Regions from separate parts of the Homo sapiens genome. Here region 2 is linked to region 1. Evidence: chromatin loops called from intact Hi-C (ENCODE). Cell type or tissue: endothelial cell of umbilical vein. All regions are shown on one strand. Each heading gives the region's core, and the rest is flanking DNA. Links, peaks and the distances in the headings are about the cores only.

Region 1 (8,868 bases), core at 350-8,349:
CAGGTGGGGGCTGATAAGACTCTTGAAAACCCTAGGTGTGGACCAACCTGGCTAAGACACATTGGACCCAACAAGGCCCTACATATGACCTAGGTCTCACCTAGGACCTCGTTATATGCTCATTAACATAAACACACACCCACCAGCACCAGGACGGTTACAGGAACACCCATATTTGGTGTAAAAGTGGGTGGCACCACAGTTCTCAAAAATCTCCTTTTTCTAGGAATCTTCATGAATATTCCACTCCTTGATTAAAGAAATCCATAGTACATACCTGTAGTCCCAGCTACTCAGGAGACTGAGGCAGGAGAATCGCTGGAACCCGTGAGGCGGAGGTTGCAGTGAGCCAAGATCGTGCCACTGCACTCCAGCCTGGGGACAGAGCAAGACTGTCTCAAAACAAAAAGAGAGAAACCCATTAAGGTAGCAGCCCCAAACCCCCCCTGCAGGAGACTCTCTCTGGAGTCCACCTGTACTCCTCTTTGTTGAGTGTGTACTTTTCACTTTGCAATACATCTTTGTACTTTCAGTATTTTCCCACTTGTCCTCAAGTTCCTTCCCGAGATGGTGTCAAGAGCCTGGACATTGGCTGGGGTGGAGGTCCCACACCAGCATATGGGGACTTCCCCTAGCCCACCGGGATCAAGAGTATGACCTTGTTGCCTTACTCTTATGACTAAATGAGGTAAAAGCATAAACAGGGTGGGTTTCAAATGAGGTGCCTGATATGGTGGAACTGTATTTATATTTATTTATTTATTTATTTATTTTTTTAAGATAAGATCTCACTCTGTCGCCCAGGCTGGAGTGCAGTGGTGCCATCTTGGCTTATTGCAGCCCTGACCTCCTGGGCTCAGGTGATCCTCCCACCTCAGCCTCCAGAGTATGTGGGACCGCAGGCATGAGCCACCACACCCAGCTAAGTTTTTACATTTTTGTTAGAGATGGGGTTTCGCCACGTTGCCTAGGCTGTTCTTGAACTCATGGACTCAGGCGATCTGCCCACCTTGGCCTCCCAAGGTGCCGGGATTACAGGCATGAGCCTCTCATCCAGCCTGTATTGATTCTTGTGGCTGTTAAAGTAGTTCTAAGTTTCCACTGTTAGAAAAGTGCAAGAGTCCTGAAATAGGCTGAAGAGGAATTACAACACTTTTGGGACGAGTCACATTGCACTCAGTCTCGGTTGACCTACTGGTAAATAGGATAAATCGTTCTTCCTTTTTTCTTTGAGTTTTGCTCTTGTCACCCAGGCTAGAGTGCAGTGGCCCAATCTTGGTTCACTGCAACTTCTGCCTCCCGGGTTCAAGTTATTCTCCTGCCTCAGCCTCCTGAGTAGCTGGGATCACGGGTGCGCACCACCATGCCCGGCTAATTTTTGTGTTTTTAGTAGAGACGGGGTTTCACCATGTTGGGCAGGCTGGTTTCAAACTCCTGACATCAAGTGATCCACTCATCTCAGCCTCCCAAAGTGCTGGGATTACAGGCATGAGCCACCACGCCCGGCTTTGTTCTTATTTATTTATTTATTTATTTATTTGAGACAGAGTTTACTCTAGTACAGTGGCGTGATCTCGGCTCACTGCAACCTCTGCCTGCCGGGTTCACGCCATTCTCCTGCCTCAGCCTCCTGACTAGCTGGGACTACAGGCACCTGCCACCACGCCCGGCTAATTTTTTGTATTTTTAATAGAGACAGGGTTTCATCATGTTGGCCAGGCTGGTCTCGAACTCCCGACCTCAGGCAATCCACCCACCTCGGCCTCTCAAAGTGCAGGAATTACAGGCGTGTGCTGCCGTGCCCGGCCTCTTGTTCTTATTTCTTATGAAGGGTATGAGGATCCCGGAAGCGCAGTGCCTGGCATACAGAAGCACTCGGTCACTGGCAGTTTTGTTGTCTGAAGGTAGCTGTGGACCAAGGTTCTCATTTGTAAGTAACCCAATATTCTCTAATTTTTTTGGTAATAGCTTTATTGAGATTTGGTTCACACACCAAACAATTCAGCACTTTCAAGTACAATTTAATGGTTTTTAGCAAGTTCACGGGTTGTGCAACCACCACCATAACCAATTTTAGAACATTTTGGTCAGTCCACAAAGAAACCCCATTCCCATAAGCAGATATACCCGTTGGCCACGGTGGCTCACACCTGTAATCCCAGCACTTTGGAAGGCCAAGGAGGGCAGATCACAAGGTCAAGAGATTGAGACCATCCTAGCCAACAAGGCGAAACCCCGTCGCTACAAAAATACAAAAATTAGCCGAGTATGGTGGCAGGCACCTGAAATCCCAGCTACTCAGGAGGCTGAGGCAGGAGAATCGCTTGAACCCAGGAGGCAGAGGTTGCAGTGAGCCTAGATCACGCCACTACCCTCCAGCCTGGCAACAGACCTAGACTCCATCTCAAACAAACAAAAAACAGTTATACCCAATTCTCCCACCCTTTTCTTCCAGCTTGAGGCAGCCATTAATCTATATCTGGCTGAGTGAGGTGGCTCATGCCTGTAACCCCAGCACTTCGGGAGGCCAATGCTGGAGGATTGTTTGAGCCCAGGAGTTTGAGACCAATCTGGGCAACATAGGGAGACACCCCCACCCCCATCTCTACAAAAAATTAAAAACTAAGCCATGCAGGGTAGCGAATGCCTCTTGTCCCAGCTACTCAGGAGGCTGAGATGGGAGGATCACTTGTGCCCAGGAGGTTGAGGTTGCAGTGAGCCATAATGGTACCACTGCTCTCCAGCCTGGGTGACAAAGCAAGGCTCTGTTTCAAAAAAAGAAAAAATTATATGACTTTATGGAATTTTCCTATTCTAGACATTTCCTATAAATGGATCGTTGGAATATGTAGCTCTTTGTGACTGGCATCTCTCACTGGGCATAACGTTTTCTAGGTTCATCTACTTTGTAGAATGTATCAGTACTTCATTTCTGTTTATGGCACAGTAATAGTCCATGGTATGGATATACCACCTTTTACCTACCCATTCGCCAGTTAATGGACAGGTGGGATGTTTCTATTCTTGGCTGCAACGCTGCTATGAACATTCATGTACAAGTTTTTGTGTAGACATATGTTTCATTTCACCTTGGAGTGGGATTGCTGGGTCATGCAGTAACTCTATGTTTAACTTTTTGTTTTGTTTTGTTTTGAGACAGTGTCTCACTCTGCTACCTAGGCTGGAGTGGGGTGGCGTAGTCACAGCTCACTGCAGCCACGACCTCCTGGGCTAAGTGATCCTGCCATCTCAGTCTCCAGAGTAGCTGGGACTACAAGCATGCGCTAGCAAGCCCAGGTAATTCTTTTGTAGAGACAGACTCACTATGTTCCCCAGGCTGGTCTGGAACTCCTGGGCTCAAGCAATCCTCCCACCTCAGCCTGCCAACGTGCTGGGATGACACGTGTAAGCCACCATGCCCGGCCTATGTTTAATATTTTGAGTAGGCCAGGTGCAGTGGCTCATGCCTGTAATCCCAACACTTTGGGAGGCCAAGGCGGGCAGATCACCTGAGGTCAGGAGTTCGAGACCAGCATGGCCAACATGGCAAAACTCCGTCCCTACTAAAATTACAAAAATTGGCAGGAGAATCGCTTGAACCTGGGGGTTCGGAGGTTGCAGTGAGCCGAGATCACAGCCACTGCACTCCAGCCTGAACAGAGCGAGATTCTGCCTCAAAAAAAAAAAAAAAAAAAAAAAAAAAACACTAATGCGAGACCTCGGGAAGGTGCGATATAAGATCATAGAGGGAACGCAGGTCCGAACTTGAGGCCTTGTGGGGTCTGATGTGGCCCACAGTGCCTGAGAGTCACCCAAAGGGTCCCCCACTCTTGGACACACAACTGGACTACATTTCCGGGTCGTCCTTGCAGCCAGGAGCAACCACGTGACAGATTCCCACCAATGGAACAGGGGCAAAAGTAATCCTGGCAAAGACGATGCGAGGCATCTGGGCTGATTACTTGGTGTCTGCAGCTTCAAGAACCAGGTTCAATTCCCCTCCAAGTGCACCTGGGCTGCCTCCTCTTAATCTTGCTGCACCGCAGCAGCCCCTCCCCAACCCGGTAAAATGTGGGCGATAATTCCTTTCTTACAAGGTTAGTAAATAAAATGACGGGTTTAAAAATCTGGCAATCCTTTACCTAATCACTTCCTGAGGGGATTCGGGAAAGATTGTGTTGGGCGATTCTGGAAACTGTGCTCCTCTGATGGTGGAGGCCCACTCGGTCACAACCCCCTGAGAGACAAGACATGGGGAGATCCAGGTCCCATTGGCCGGGCCGTGTTCGGCAGGAGATCTCCCAGTACGCTTGGGCAGGGGAGTCAGGGAGGAAGCCTGTTCTGCTCCTTTTCCCGTGGGGTGCAGAGAGCGAGCAAGTCGGCATTCCAGGCGGTGGGAACTGCTAGGGCGGAAGCAGGAAAGCTGGAGAGAGCCTGGTGTTCCAGGGGTCCAGCTCTAGAAACGGGTGGCGGCTGGGGAATCTTGGCTGGGAAAACAGGCCCACACCTCCACCTTGTGGCCAATTGGGAATTTGCAGGCACGGCCTCTCAAACTACTTAAGGGCGCTTGGGTGCAGTTGGATGGGGTGCTGCAGACGGAAAGCGTGCGGGGCGAGTTGAAGGGGCCCAGATCGAGTGCTCTGACTGAGAAAACAAAGGGGGGTGGTGACAGTTATCAGGGACACGTTCGGCTGCTTCAGGAAAATCCCCCAGAGCAAGGAGTGCACAAAGTGGATCTTTACCATTATTTATGTATTTATTTATTTCTGTTGAGACAGTGTCTCACTCTGTCACCTGGGATGGAGTGCAGTGGCGTGATGACGGCTCACTGCAGCTTCAGCCTCCTAGGCTCAAGTTATCCTCCAGCCTCACCTTCCCCAGTAGCTGGGACTACAGGAGTGTGCCATTACGCCCAGATAATTTTTACATTTTTTTTGTACAGACAGGGTCTCCCTTTGTTGCCCAGGCTGGTCTCCAACTCCCAGGCGCAAGCGATCCTCCTGCCTCAGCCTTCCAAAGGGCTGGGATGACACCCCCAGCCTCCCAAACGCACCCCCACCGCACCTAGCCTTTCTTTTGTTTCTTTTTTTTTTTTTTTTTTTTTTGAGAGGGAGTCTTGCTCTGTCGCCCAGACTGGAGTGTAGCAGCGCGATCTTGGCTCACTGCAACTTCCGCCTCCCAGGTTCAAGTGATTCTCCTGCCTCGGCCTTCCGAGTAGCTGGGATTACAGGCGCTGACCACCACGCCTGGCTAATTTTTGTATTTTTAGTAGAGACAGGGTTTCACCATGTTGGCCAGACTGGCCTCGAACTCCTGACCTCAAGTGATCCGCCTGCCTCAGCCTCCTAAAGTGCTGGGATTACAGGCATGAGTTACCGCATCCAGCCGATTTCTAAGGGTTTTGACTCCAGTCCCTGGCTCACTGACTGTATCTCTGGACCCACCTGGGACCTGAGGTAACTTGATGCCCTGAAGGGAAGGATGCAAGCATGGCTGCCTTTGGAACCTGCTAGTTTTAGAGCCCAAGGGCCTTGAGCAAACATAAGCAGTAGGCAGGTAGGTCGTGGTTACAGGAGGCCATGGGCAGGACCCAGCGCAATCCCAGTGATAGTAGGCATGGGGTGTTTGTGTCACCCCACTCCCAGCTCCAGGTAGCTCAGCAGAGAGAGAGAGACAGAGACAGAGAGAGAGAGAGAGAGAGAGAGAGAGAGAGGGAGAGAGAGAGACTGACTCTGTTTGAGAGAAAGCAAGGGAAGAGAGCAAGAGTCTCTGCCTGGTAATCCAGATAAATCTTCTGGATCTTATCTAAGACCACTAAGATAGTACCTCTATGAGTTTGCAAGAACCACAGCATTAATGGGCTTGGGGAGCCCCCTAATGCAGACATGGCTTAGATCACAACACCCAAGTACTTTTGAATACCTGGAAAGCCTCCCCAAAAAGGACAGGTACAAACAAGCCTTGTCTGCAAAGACTACAATAAATACCTAACATGGCCAGGCATGGTGGCTCATGTCTAATCCCAGCATTTTGGGAGGCTGAAGCAGGAAGATCACCTGAGGTCAGGAGTTTGAGACCAGGCTAGACAACATGGTGAAACCCTGTCTCTTCTAAAAATACAAAAATTAGCTGGGTGTAGGCTGGGTGCGGTGGCTCATGCCTGTAATCCCAGCACTTTGGGAGGCCGAGGCAGGTGGATCACCTGAGGTCAGGAGTTCGAGACCAGCCTGACCAATATGATGAAACCCTGTCTTTACTAAAAATACAAAAACTAGCTGGCATGCGCCTATAATCCCAGCTACTTGGGAGGCTGAGACAGGACAATCGCTTGAACTCAGGAGGCAGAGGTTGCAGTGAGCCAAGATGGCGCCATTACACTCCAGCCTAGGCAATAAGAGTGAAACTCCATCTCAAAAAAAAAAAAAAAATTTAGCCAGGGTGGTATCGGGTGCCTGTAGTCCCAGCTACTCGGGAGGCTGAGGCAGAATTACTTGCACCTGGGAGGCAGAGGTTGCAGTGAGCTGAGATCACACCATTGCACTGCAGCTTGGGCAACAAGAGCAAAACTCCATCTAAATAAATAAATAAATAAATAAATAAATAAATAAATAAATAACTCATCAATGCCCAGCCACCAATGAACATCTATAAGCATCAAGGCCATCCAGAATAAATGACCTTACCAAACAAATCAAATAAGCCACCAAGGACCAATCCTTGAAGAAACAGAGATATGTGACCTTTCCGACAGAGAATTTAAAATAGCTGTTTTGAGGAAACTCAAAGAAATTCAAGCTAACACACAGAAGGAATTCAGATTCCATCACATAAATTTAACAAAGAGATTGAAATAATTGAGAATCAGCTGGGTGCAGTGGCTCACGCCTGTAATCCCAGCACTTTAGGAGGCTGAGGCGGGCGGATCACCTGAGGTCGGGAGTTCTAGACCAGCCTGACCAACATGGAGAAACCCTGTCTCTACTAAAACTACAAAATTAGTGGGGCGTGGTTGCGCATGCCTGTAATCCCAGCCTGGGCAACAAGAGTGAAACTCGGTCTCAAAAAAAAAAAAACCAAAAAACAAAAACAAAAACAAACAAACAAAAAACAATACCCAATGATCTGTTGTCAACAAGAAACATACTTCACCTACAAATAAAACAGTAAGAGACTGGGTCCTGAAATGCGGGCCCACTTCATATGTGAGGGCAGGTGTCTAATCATGTCCTTTCTCCCTTCCCCCAGGCCCTTCACAGATACCTGCTGGTCTCTCCCACTTGGCCAAGGAAACACTTGTGGTTAATAAGTCTCAGAAAAGTTATGTGAAAGTTAAAAGTAAAACTGACAGCAGCTGAAGGATGGGGGGGTGGGAGGTGGTGACGGTGGAGGAGACCCCACCACCACTGCCACCCAAGTAGGGAGTGAGGAGCACCAGGAGCACAGGATGCTACTTCTGCCAACCCTACAAAAATACTCTGCACAAATCTTCAAAAAACATCCTTGTCCCACTGCGTCACCTGCGGACAGATTTCATGTCCTGGTCTCCTTCTAAACCTGGAGGTGGGGCATGAACAGGGTGGAGTCACAGGGGAAAGAAAATGAGGCCCCAGGACACCTGGGTTCACACCCAGGTCCCCAGCGATGTCTCCACCACCGCTGCTGCAACCCCTGCTGCTGCTGCTGCCTCTGCTGAATGTGGAGCCTTCCGGGGCCACACTGATCCGGTATGGTGACCCCATCTACCACCCCAACCTTAGGAGGGATTTTCTGCCTCTTGCCCTTTAAGTCTAGGACTCCCAGTTCAGTGATCCCCAAACTTGGCACCCAGGATCCCTAGAGCTTCTTTCTCAGCTTTCCAGATCTCTAAACCAGGCTGTCACCCCTAAGGGCTCCACTCTGACATCTCTTAAGACCAGATTTCTTTTTTTTGAGATGGAGTCTCACTCTGTTGCCCAGGCTGGAGTGCAATGGCATGATCTCAGCTCACTGAAACCTCTGCCTCCTGGGTTCAAGCGATTCTCCTGCCTCAGCTTCCCAAGTAGCTGGGATTACAGGCTCGCGCCACCATGCTCAGCTAATTTTTGTATTTTTAGTAGAGACGGGGTTTCACCATGTTGGCCAGGCTGGTCTGGAACCCCTGACCTCGTGATCCGCTCACCTCGGCCTCCCAAAGTGCTGGGATTACAGGCGTGAGCCACCGCGCCTGGCTGACCAGAGCCCTTTTATTATTATTATTATTATTATTATTATTTATTATTATTATTATTATTTGAGACAGAGTCTTGCTCTGTTACCCAGGCTGGAGTGCAGTGGGGCGATCTCAGCTCACTGCAACCTCTGCCTCCCGGGTTCAAGTGATTCTCCTGCCTCAGCCTCCCAAGTAGCTGGGACTACAGGCACATGCCACCACGCCCGGCTAATTTTTGTATTTTTAGTAGAGATGGGGTTTCGCCATGTTTGCCAGGCTGTCTTGAACTCCTGACCTCAAGTGATCTTTCCGCCTCAGCCTCCAAAAGTGCTGTGGTTACAGCTGTGAGCCCCCGCGTCCGGTCCCAGAGCCCTTTTAAGTCCCAGATCTTACAACACTGAGACTCTAGATTGAGGACCCCTCCCCCTCCTCTCAGGACTTTTTTTTTTTTTTTTTTTTTGAGACTGAGTCTCACTCTGTTGCCCAGGCTGGAGTGCAGTGGCGCAATCTTGGCTCACTGCAAGCTCTGTCCCCCGGGTTCACATCATTCTCCTGCCTCAGCCTCCCAAGCAGCTGGGACTACAGGCACCCGCCACCACGCCCGGCTAATTTTTTGTATTTTTAGTAGAGATGGGGTTTCACAGTGTTAGCCAGGATGGTCTCGATCTCCTGACCTCGTG
Region 2 (8,000 bases), core at 1-8,000, 170 kb before region 1:
CACTGTTTTTTGAGATTGGTGGGGCCTGCAAGCCTGGAGCCTCAGGAAATGCCTTTTAAGGCAGAGGCCAGGAGACTGCCTCCCCGCAGCTCACATGCCCTGGCCCCCTGGGAGAAGACCGGGTGCAGATCTTCGCCTCCATCTCCTCGGGACCTGGGGGGAAGGTGCACCACCTCGGCTGGGCCCAGCCTGTCCACTCCTCGCTCCTCAGTCAGGTACCTGGTCCTCACCGGACTGGCTCCTTCCTCCTTCCCTCCCTTTTATCCTCATATCCCCGCCTTACCCTCTCCCCACAGAAAGTCCTCCTAATGTGTTTACTGTGGATTTTTTGCTTGTGTGTGTTCTTGCAAAATGGGTATTGTTGCTTTGCGTACACGTATTCTTAATTTATGCAGATGAAGCTGCGTTAAGATCGCTGTCTTTGTCTCACTGTGTTCGCTCGGCCTGTGTTTCTGAGAGTGGTTCATATTGCTGTGTGTGTCCACTCTGCTGCTGTTGCTGCTACAGAATTGATGGGCACCCACCCCCGTCCATCTGCCAAGTCCCCCACTGCTTCCTGATGAGACTGGACGTCCCGGAGGCTTCTAGCTGCCCCACCGCAAATCCTCCCTCAGGACCCCTCTGGGAGCTGCATGATCATTTCTGTGGAATATATACCCAGAGGGAATTGCCGGGCCGTAGGATATTCATGTACTTAATTTAACAAAGTACCACTGAATCCACCCAAGGCTTTTAGCGGGCGGCTCTGGGTCCCTCCTGGGGCCGGCTATGAGGTTGTATGGCAAGCAAGTGTGGTTCCAGCTTAAGGAACAAACCAATCCATCCTAAGGAAATTATTAGAGGGGCTTCAAAGAGTTGTGTTTAAGGATGGCCCGACTACCAACGTTTAGAAGTAGCCTCAACTCCTGCTGACAAGGGACTGGTTACATCAGCGGTCCCCAACCCTTTTGGCACCAGGGACTGGTTTCATGGAAGATAATTTTTCCATGGACTGGGGTGTCGAGGAGATGGTTTTGGCATTACATTTATGGTGCATTGCTTTTTCTTTTTCTTTTTTTTTTTTTTTTGAGATAGAGTCTTGCTTCACTCTGTCACCAGGCTGGAGTGCAGTGGTGCAATCTTGGCTCACTGCAACCTCCGCCTCCCAGGTTCAAGCGATTCTCCTGCCTCAGCCTCCCGAGTAGCTGGGATTACAGGCACACCCCACTGTGAGCGGCTAATTTTTCTTTTCTTTTCTTTTCTTTTTTTTTTTGAGACAGAGCCTCTCATTTTCGCCCAGGCTGGAGTGCAGTAGCGCCATCTCGGCTCACTGCAAGCTCCGCCTCCCGGGTTCACGCCATTCTCCTGCTTCAGCCTCCCGAGTAGCTGGGACTACAGGCACCCACCAGCACGCCCGGCTACTTTTTTTGTATTTTTAGTAGAGATAGGGTTTCACCATGTTAGCCAGGATGGTCTCGATCTCCTGACCTCATGATCCGCCTGCTTTGGCCTCCCAAAGTGCTGGGATTACAGGCGTGAGCCACCACGCCCGGCCGGTGCACTTTATTTCTATTATTATTATTACATCGTAATGTATAATAAAATAATTATACTACTCACTATAATGTAGAATCAGTGGGAGCCCTGAGCTTGTTTTCCTGCAACTAGATGGTCCCATCTGGGGGTGATGGGAGACAGTGATGGATCATCAGGCATTAGATTCTCATAAGGAGCAAGTAAACGAAATCCCTCGCCTGCACAGTTCACAATAGGGTTCACGTTCCTATGAGAATCTAATGCTGGCCGAGCGTGGTGCCTCACGCCTGTAACCCCAGTGCTTTGGGAGGCTGAGGTGGGTGGATCACCTGAGGTCACGAGTTCGAGACCAGCCTGGCCAACACGGCAAAACCTGTCTCTACTAAAAATACAAAAATAACCCAGGCATGGTGGCAGGTGTCTGTAATCCCAGATACTCAGGAGGCAGGAGAATCACTTGAACCCGAGAGGCGGAGGTTGTAGTGTGCTGAGATCGTGCCACTGCACTCCAGCCTAGGCAACAGAGCAAGACTCTGTCTCAAAAAAAAATTTTTTTGTAATTTAAATAAAAGAGAATGTAATGCCGCCAGTGATCTGATAGGAGGCAGAGCTCAGACAGTAATGCTCGCTCGCCTGCTGCTCACCTCCTTCTGTGCAGCCTGGTTCCTAACAGGCCACCCACCAGTACCGGTCTGTGGCCTAGGGGTTGCGGACCCCTGGGTTCAATGAATCACTGTGCCCATTACAATGGAATATTATGCAGCTATTTAAAACAGAGTTTCAAATAATAGTGGATGACATGGGGAAATGCTCAAAACGTAATACTGAGCTTTCAAAGAATGTGAATAGGATCTCCAATTCACTTTTAAAACTTAAGCAATATATTTTAAAAGACCGAGAAACACCCAGGAAGGTCAACAGGGTCTTTTCTCTTTGCATTAGTATTACAGGGATATTTAATTTCTTCTTTATGTTTTCTTTATTCTCTAGATTTTCTTCAGTGAGAGCATTTAATAACTTTTTTTTTTTTTTTTGAGATGGAGTCTCGCACTGTCCCCCAGGCTGGAGTGCAGTGGCGCGATCTCGGTTCACTGCAACTTCCACCTCTCGGGTTCAAGCAATTCTCCTGCCTCAGCCTCCCGAGTAGCTGGGACTACAGGCACCTGCCACCACGCCCTGCTGATTTTTGTATTTTTGGTAGAGACGGGGTTTCACCATGCTGGCCAGGCTGGTCTCGAACTCCTGACCTTGTGATCCACCTGCCTCGGCCTCCCAAAGTGCTGGGATTACATGTGTGAGCCACCACACCCAGCCAATAACTTTTATAATCAGAACAAATTAAGCTTTAAAAATACTAAGTATAAAATCCTATGCAAGCTGGAAAGAAAAAAAAAAGGCTATACTGGAATTTGCTCACCTTTTCCTAAATGAGGAAAAAGAAACAAAAATTTCAAAGCATTTATCTGGAGCAGGGGGTCAGGGAGCGCTCATCTAACCCCATTTATTCCTGTGAGGGCAGGATGACTTCTCCCATCTTATGGACGTGGAAATGGAGGCACAGGCTCTGAGTGACTTATCCAAGGTCGCCCAGCAAGCTGTAGCCCCCATGGGCTTGCCATGTGCCTCAGAAGGTATATATGTCTGTCCCACCCTGAGAGTCAGTGTGGAGAAGCCAGGCCCAGACAGCCAAAGTGGGGCAGCTACAGGATGGTAATTCTGTTGCAAAAACAAAAAACAAAACCTGGCCGGGCACGGTGGCTCACGCCTGTAATCCCAGCACTTTGGGAAGCCAAGGCAGGTGGATCACAAGGTCAGGAGTTCGAGACCATCCTGGCCAACATGGTGAAACCCTGTCTCTACTAAAAATACAAAAATTAGCCGGGTGTGGTGGCGGGCACCTGGCTACTTGGGAGGCTGAGGCAGGAGAATCGCTTGAACCCAGGATGCAGAGGTGGTAGTGAGCCGAGATCGTGCCACTGCACTCCAGCCTGGCGACAAAGCAAGAATCCGTCTTGAAAAAAAAAAGGCGGCGTGCGGTGGCTCGCACCTGTAATCCCAGCACGGTGGCTCACACCTGTAATCCCAGCACTTTGGGAGGCCAAGGCAGGTGGATCGCTTGAGCTCAGGAGTTTGAAACCAGCCTGGGCAACATAGCAAGACCCCATCTCTACTAAAAATACAAAAATTAGCCAGGTGTGGTGGCACGCACCTGTAGTCCCAGATCCCTGGGAGGCTGAGGTGGGAAGATTGCATGAGGCCAGGAGGCAGAGGCTGCAGTGAGCTGTGATTTTGCCACTGGACTCCAGCCTAGGTGGCAGAGCAAGACTCTGTCTCAAAAAAAAAAAAAAAAAAAAAAAAAAACAAGACAAAACCCAAACTAACCAAATAAAAACCCCGGCCATAGTGCATTATCAAGGCAAATACCAAGAATAGCTTTTAAATTACCCACTAGTTCGCATTTTCCAGGCGGCTGATCCCTCCAGGGGCATGAAACATGGAGCTTTTGATTGGACAGACTTTTCCCAGTTAGAGCCCTTTAAGGAAGAAAACGGTGGGAGGGCCGGGCGCGGTGGCTCGCGCCTGTAATCCCACCACTTCGGGAGGCCGAGGCGGTTGGATCACCTGAGGTCAGGAATTGGAAACTAGCCTGGCCAACATGGCGAAACCCCGTCTCTACCAAAAATACAAAAATTATCTGGGAGTGGTAGTGCGTGCCTGTAGTACTAGCTACTCAGGAGGCTGAGGCAGGAGAATCACTTGAACCCGGAGGCAGAGGTAGGTTGCAGTGAGCTGAGATTGTGCCACTGCACTCCAGCCTGGGCAACAGAGAGAGACTCCATCTCAAAAAAGGCAAAAAAGAAAGAAAGAAAGAAAATGGCGGAAGGGAGGATCTGTAGAGGGGAATCTAGGAGCTGACCTCTCTTGAGGTCAACTGGGACATTCCCCAGCCGCGGGCCTGCGACCAGCAGCCAGGAGGTCCTCTGGATAGGAGGGAGCAGTGCGCCCTCTGCCGTCCGTTCCCGGGCTGCTGAGACTTCGTGTCTAACTGCGGCCTCCCTGGCTCTCATTCCAGCTGAGTTATCCTCTTCATTCCCTCAGCAGCGCCATCTCGGGGCCCACATAATCCTTGTCACCACTCCGAGCCTCAGTTTCTACCCTTTTCAAATAGGATTTCCCATACTTTGTCAGTTTCTTCTTAACTTTTTCTCATGATGACTCACAGCACACTTACAGAAAAGAACAGTCGGCCGGGCGCGGTGGCTCACACCTGTTAAAGTTAAATTGACAAAGGCGTAGAATTGCTTGGCGTCCTGCAAAGCCACATGGCCCCTGAGCCTCGGGACAGGCTGCTGGGTGGGAGTATCAGTCCCACATCTCTGTTGAGCAGCCTGCGAGTCCTGAGAGGCACAAGACCCGCGTTCTCCCCTCCACGAATGACGCTAAGGCGTTGAGTCACCTCTCTGAGCCTGCCTTCTCGTCTAGAAAATAGACCAATTATTTCTACAGCTCAGCGAGGGTGGGCGGGAGAATGTCAGTCGGGCCCCCAGCATTGCTCCAAGCCCTTTACAGGGTCAGTGAATTTCAGCCTCACGACAGCCCCCTGAGTAGGTCCTATTCTTCTCATGTTACAGATGAGGAAACTGAGGCATAGGAGAGTTAAGACACTTGCAAACGGTCCTGGTCCCATGGTTAGTAACGGAGCTGGGACTCGGCCCAGGCAGGCTGGCTGCAGAACTTGGTTTTTTCAACGCGATTCGTAATGCTTCCTAATTCGTAGCTATCCCTGGCGCTGCACCCTGGTGACTCAGTCTCAGAACTGCCACTGAGTCCCAGTCTACATCCCCACAGCCCAGCCTGGCTCTGGCCTTGTCCTTGCTCATCTGGAAGCCCCAGCTTCTTCCTAGCCTCCCAGATGTAGCCTGTACCCACACACCCCTGCCACCACACCCAGCTGGAGTCGCCACACCAACTCCTCCTAGGGGACACCTTTCTGCAAGCCACCCTGTCCCCATCTCAGATCAGGATGAGTATGCCTGGCGCTCCCAGCTACACCAAGCTCAGGGGCACCCTCTACTGGGCACCAGAAGCTACCCCAGCCCCTTCCTTCCCACCCTTCCAGAAACTTGCCCTGCCTTTAAATAGTCACAGACAGATGTGCTTGCCCTGTGCCAGGCGCTCTTCTCCATGGCTTACAGATATCGAGACAGTTTAATCCTCACAAGGATGCCGTGGTCTCGTCACCACCCCGTGGCGAGTCTAGGAGCTGAGCTGAGACCCGTGCATCTTTCTCCCTGCATGGGCTGTCCCTCCTGTGTCTGAACAGCCCCGGCTAATCCATCTGCAGCATTCAGTGCAGCCCTGATTTGTTTATTGAGCACCTAGTGTGTGCCAGGCACCACCCGAGGCCCAGAGAGCAGGACATACAGAGATCCCTGCCCTCTCGACACTGCGTGCAGAAAGAGGTCGTTCAGAAAGTCGGCAAGTCTCATCCGGGCACAGTGGCTCACGCCTGTAATCCTAGCACTTCGGGAGGCTGAGGCGGGTGCTCACTTGAGGTCAGGAGCTTGAGACCAGCCTGACCAACGTAGTGAAACCCCATCTCTACTAAAAATACAAAAATTAGCCAGGTGTGGTGATGTGTTACTGTAATCCCAGATACTCGGGAGGGTGAGGCAGGAGAATCGCTTGAACCTGGGAGGCGAAGGTTGCAGTGAGCTGAGATCATGCTATTGCACTCCAGCCTGGGCGACAGAGCGAGACTCCATCATAAAAAAAAAAAAAAGGAAGGTAAACAAGTCCAGTAGCAGCGTGCACGAGCTGGCGGGGGGCTGCTGAGCTGAACATAGTGAGGGGAGGCCAGGGAAGGCTGCCCAGGAAGCGGTGTAGGCCCATGGCCTGTGCCTCAGCTTAACCCCACTCTCCCACCCCACCCGCAGGTGCCTTAGGCAAAGTCCTGCTGCCTTGCTTGGTCTTGCACATGCCTCTGATATAGATCTCATCCCCTTGTTGTTTACACCCAGGTTCAGATGCCTCTCTGGGCTCCTGGTGGTGGGGAAGGGTGGGAGGCGGGTAGCCATCCAGCCAGACTTTCCACCCAGGCCAGGGCCTGGTCCCAGAAGGGCTCAGGAGGCCACTCCCAGGAGGATGAATGGGAGGAGGGAGACAGGGACGTCTAGGCCTGAGCCGGGTCAGTGTGAGAATCAGGGGCCCACAACGGCCCCTGCAGTGCTGCCAGTCATGGCATCAGGGAAGTCCCTGTTGGAGAGGGAGGCACAAGTTCCTTGTCTCAGGGACAAGCAAGAAATATGAGAAGTCATCATAAAGACAGTTGATGTGACAAATAACGGTTTTTAAAATCTGAATGTAAAAAAATTAACACACACACACAAACAACAGTAAGCTTGCTAAACTTTTGTGATTGACTCATTATATTCAAAACATAAAAACAGGCCGAGTGCAGTGGTTCACGTCTGTAATCCCAGCACTCTGGGAGGCAGAGGCAGGCAGATCACCTGAGGTCAGGAGTTGGAGACCAGCCCGGCCAACTTGGTGAAACCTTGTCTCTACTAAAATACAAAAATTAGCCTGGTGTGGTTGTTTGCACCTGCAATCCCAGCTACTCAGGAGGCTAAGGTGGGAGAATCACTTGAACCCAGGAGGCGGAGGCTGCAGTGAGCTGAAATCATGCCACTGCACTCCAGCCTGAGCAATAGAGCAAGATCCTGTCTTAAAAATAAATAAATAAATAAACAGGCCGGGCGTGGTGGGTCACGCCTGTAATCCCAGCACTTTGGGAGGCCAAGGCGGGCAGATCATGAGGTCAGGAGATCGAGACCATCCTGGCTAACACAGTGAAACCCTGTCTCTACTAAAAATACAAACAATTAGCTGGGTGTGGTGGCAGGCGCCTGTAATCCCAGCTACTCGGGAGGCTGAGGCAGGAGAATCACTTGAACCCGGGAGGCAGAGGTTGCAGTGAGCTGAGATCGCTGCACTCCAGCCTGGTGACAGAGCAAGACTCTGTCTCAAATAAATAAATAAATATAAATAAATACAATTTATAATGTTAAGATGAACAGTTCACTTAATTGTTTTCTTACCACAGTTACATTTTTAATAAGGAATTTCTTCACAATTTATTTTCTTAAAAACCCCAACAGATCTCAGTGGGATTTTTTTCAGCTTTAGTAATATTTACCTACCACAACCAAAGTGGAAAGTCCCCCTACACAGGCCAAGTTGCAGGATAAAAGGAAAGTCCCCATCGGGGTTAGAAGGCAGTCATTGATGGGGGCCACGTCCCTTTGCCGGATTCACATCTGCATCATTGAGATCTGTCCCAGAGCCCAGCATAGGTGGAGGTGGGCTCAGCAGATGGGGGCTGAAGATCCAGGGAACTTGGAAGTGTGGGCAGCTATGTGGCTGTCAGAGGTGGCCCCAGGCCTAGGTCCTCTACTGTAGGACAAAATGTCAACATCTTCGTC

The links. Hi-C counts contacts between places; a loop is a spot of excess contacts. Peaks named below come from ENCODE experiments on the same cell type or tissue, not always from the same donor. Only the 100,000 strongest peaks of a DNase experiment are listed, where the experiment ranks them.
Region 2: a loop joins it to region 1, with 10 times the contacts of the local background. A loop is called at or near these places in 4 of 110 quality-filtered maps.

What each region holds. Positions count from the first base shown.
Region 1 is chr19:50,364,395-50,373,262 of GRCh38, reverse strand. NAPSA (napsin A aspartic peptidase) reads left to right here and starts at 7,624. Exons shown (of 9, transcript NM_004851.3): 1 at 7,624-7,724. The coding sequence starts at 7,642. LOC105372437 (a long non-coding RNA gene) reads right to left here. Exons shown (of 4, transcript XR_007067299.1): 4 at 1-392. RefSeq lists enhancers at 4,421-4,480, 7,274-7,423. In endothelial cell of umbilical vein, for the core only: a CTCF peak has its summit at 4,516 (motif pointing left); DNase peaks (open chromatin) are centred at 3,902 and 4,462; H3K4me3 peaks cover 620 bases; H3K27ac peaks cover 333 bases.
Region 2 is chr19:50,534,436-50,542,435 of GRCh38, reverse strand. The region is part of intron 2 of LRRC4B (leucine rich repeat containing 4B); the gene reads left to right. LOC124904747 (a long non-coding RNA gene) reads right to left here. Exons shown (of 3, transcript XR_007067300.1): 3 at 7,605-8,000. Among named protein-coding and RNA genes, the nearest start is that of ASPDH, 25 kb to the right of the region's middle. RefSeq lists an enhancer at 7,695-7,784. In endothelial cell of umbilical vein, for the core only: a CTCF peak has its summit at 4,541 (motif pointing left); a DNase peak (open chromatin) is centred at 4,565.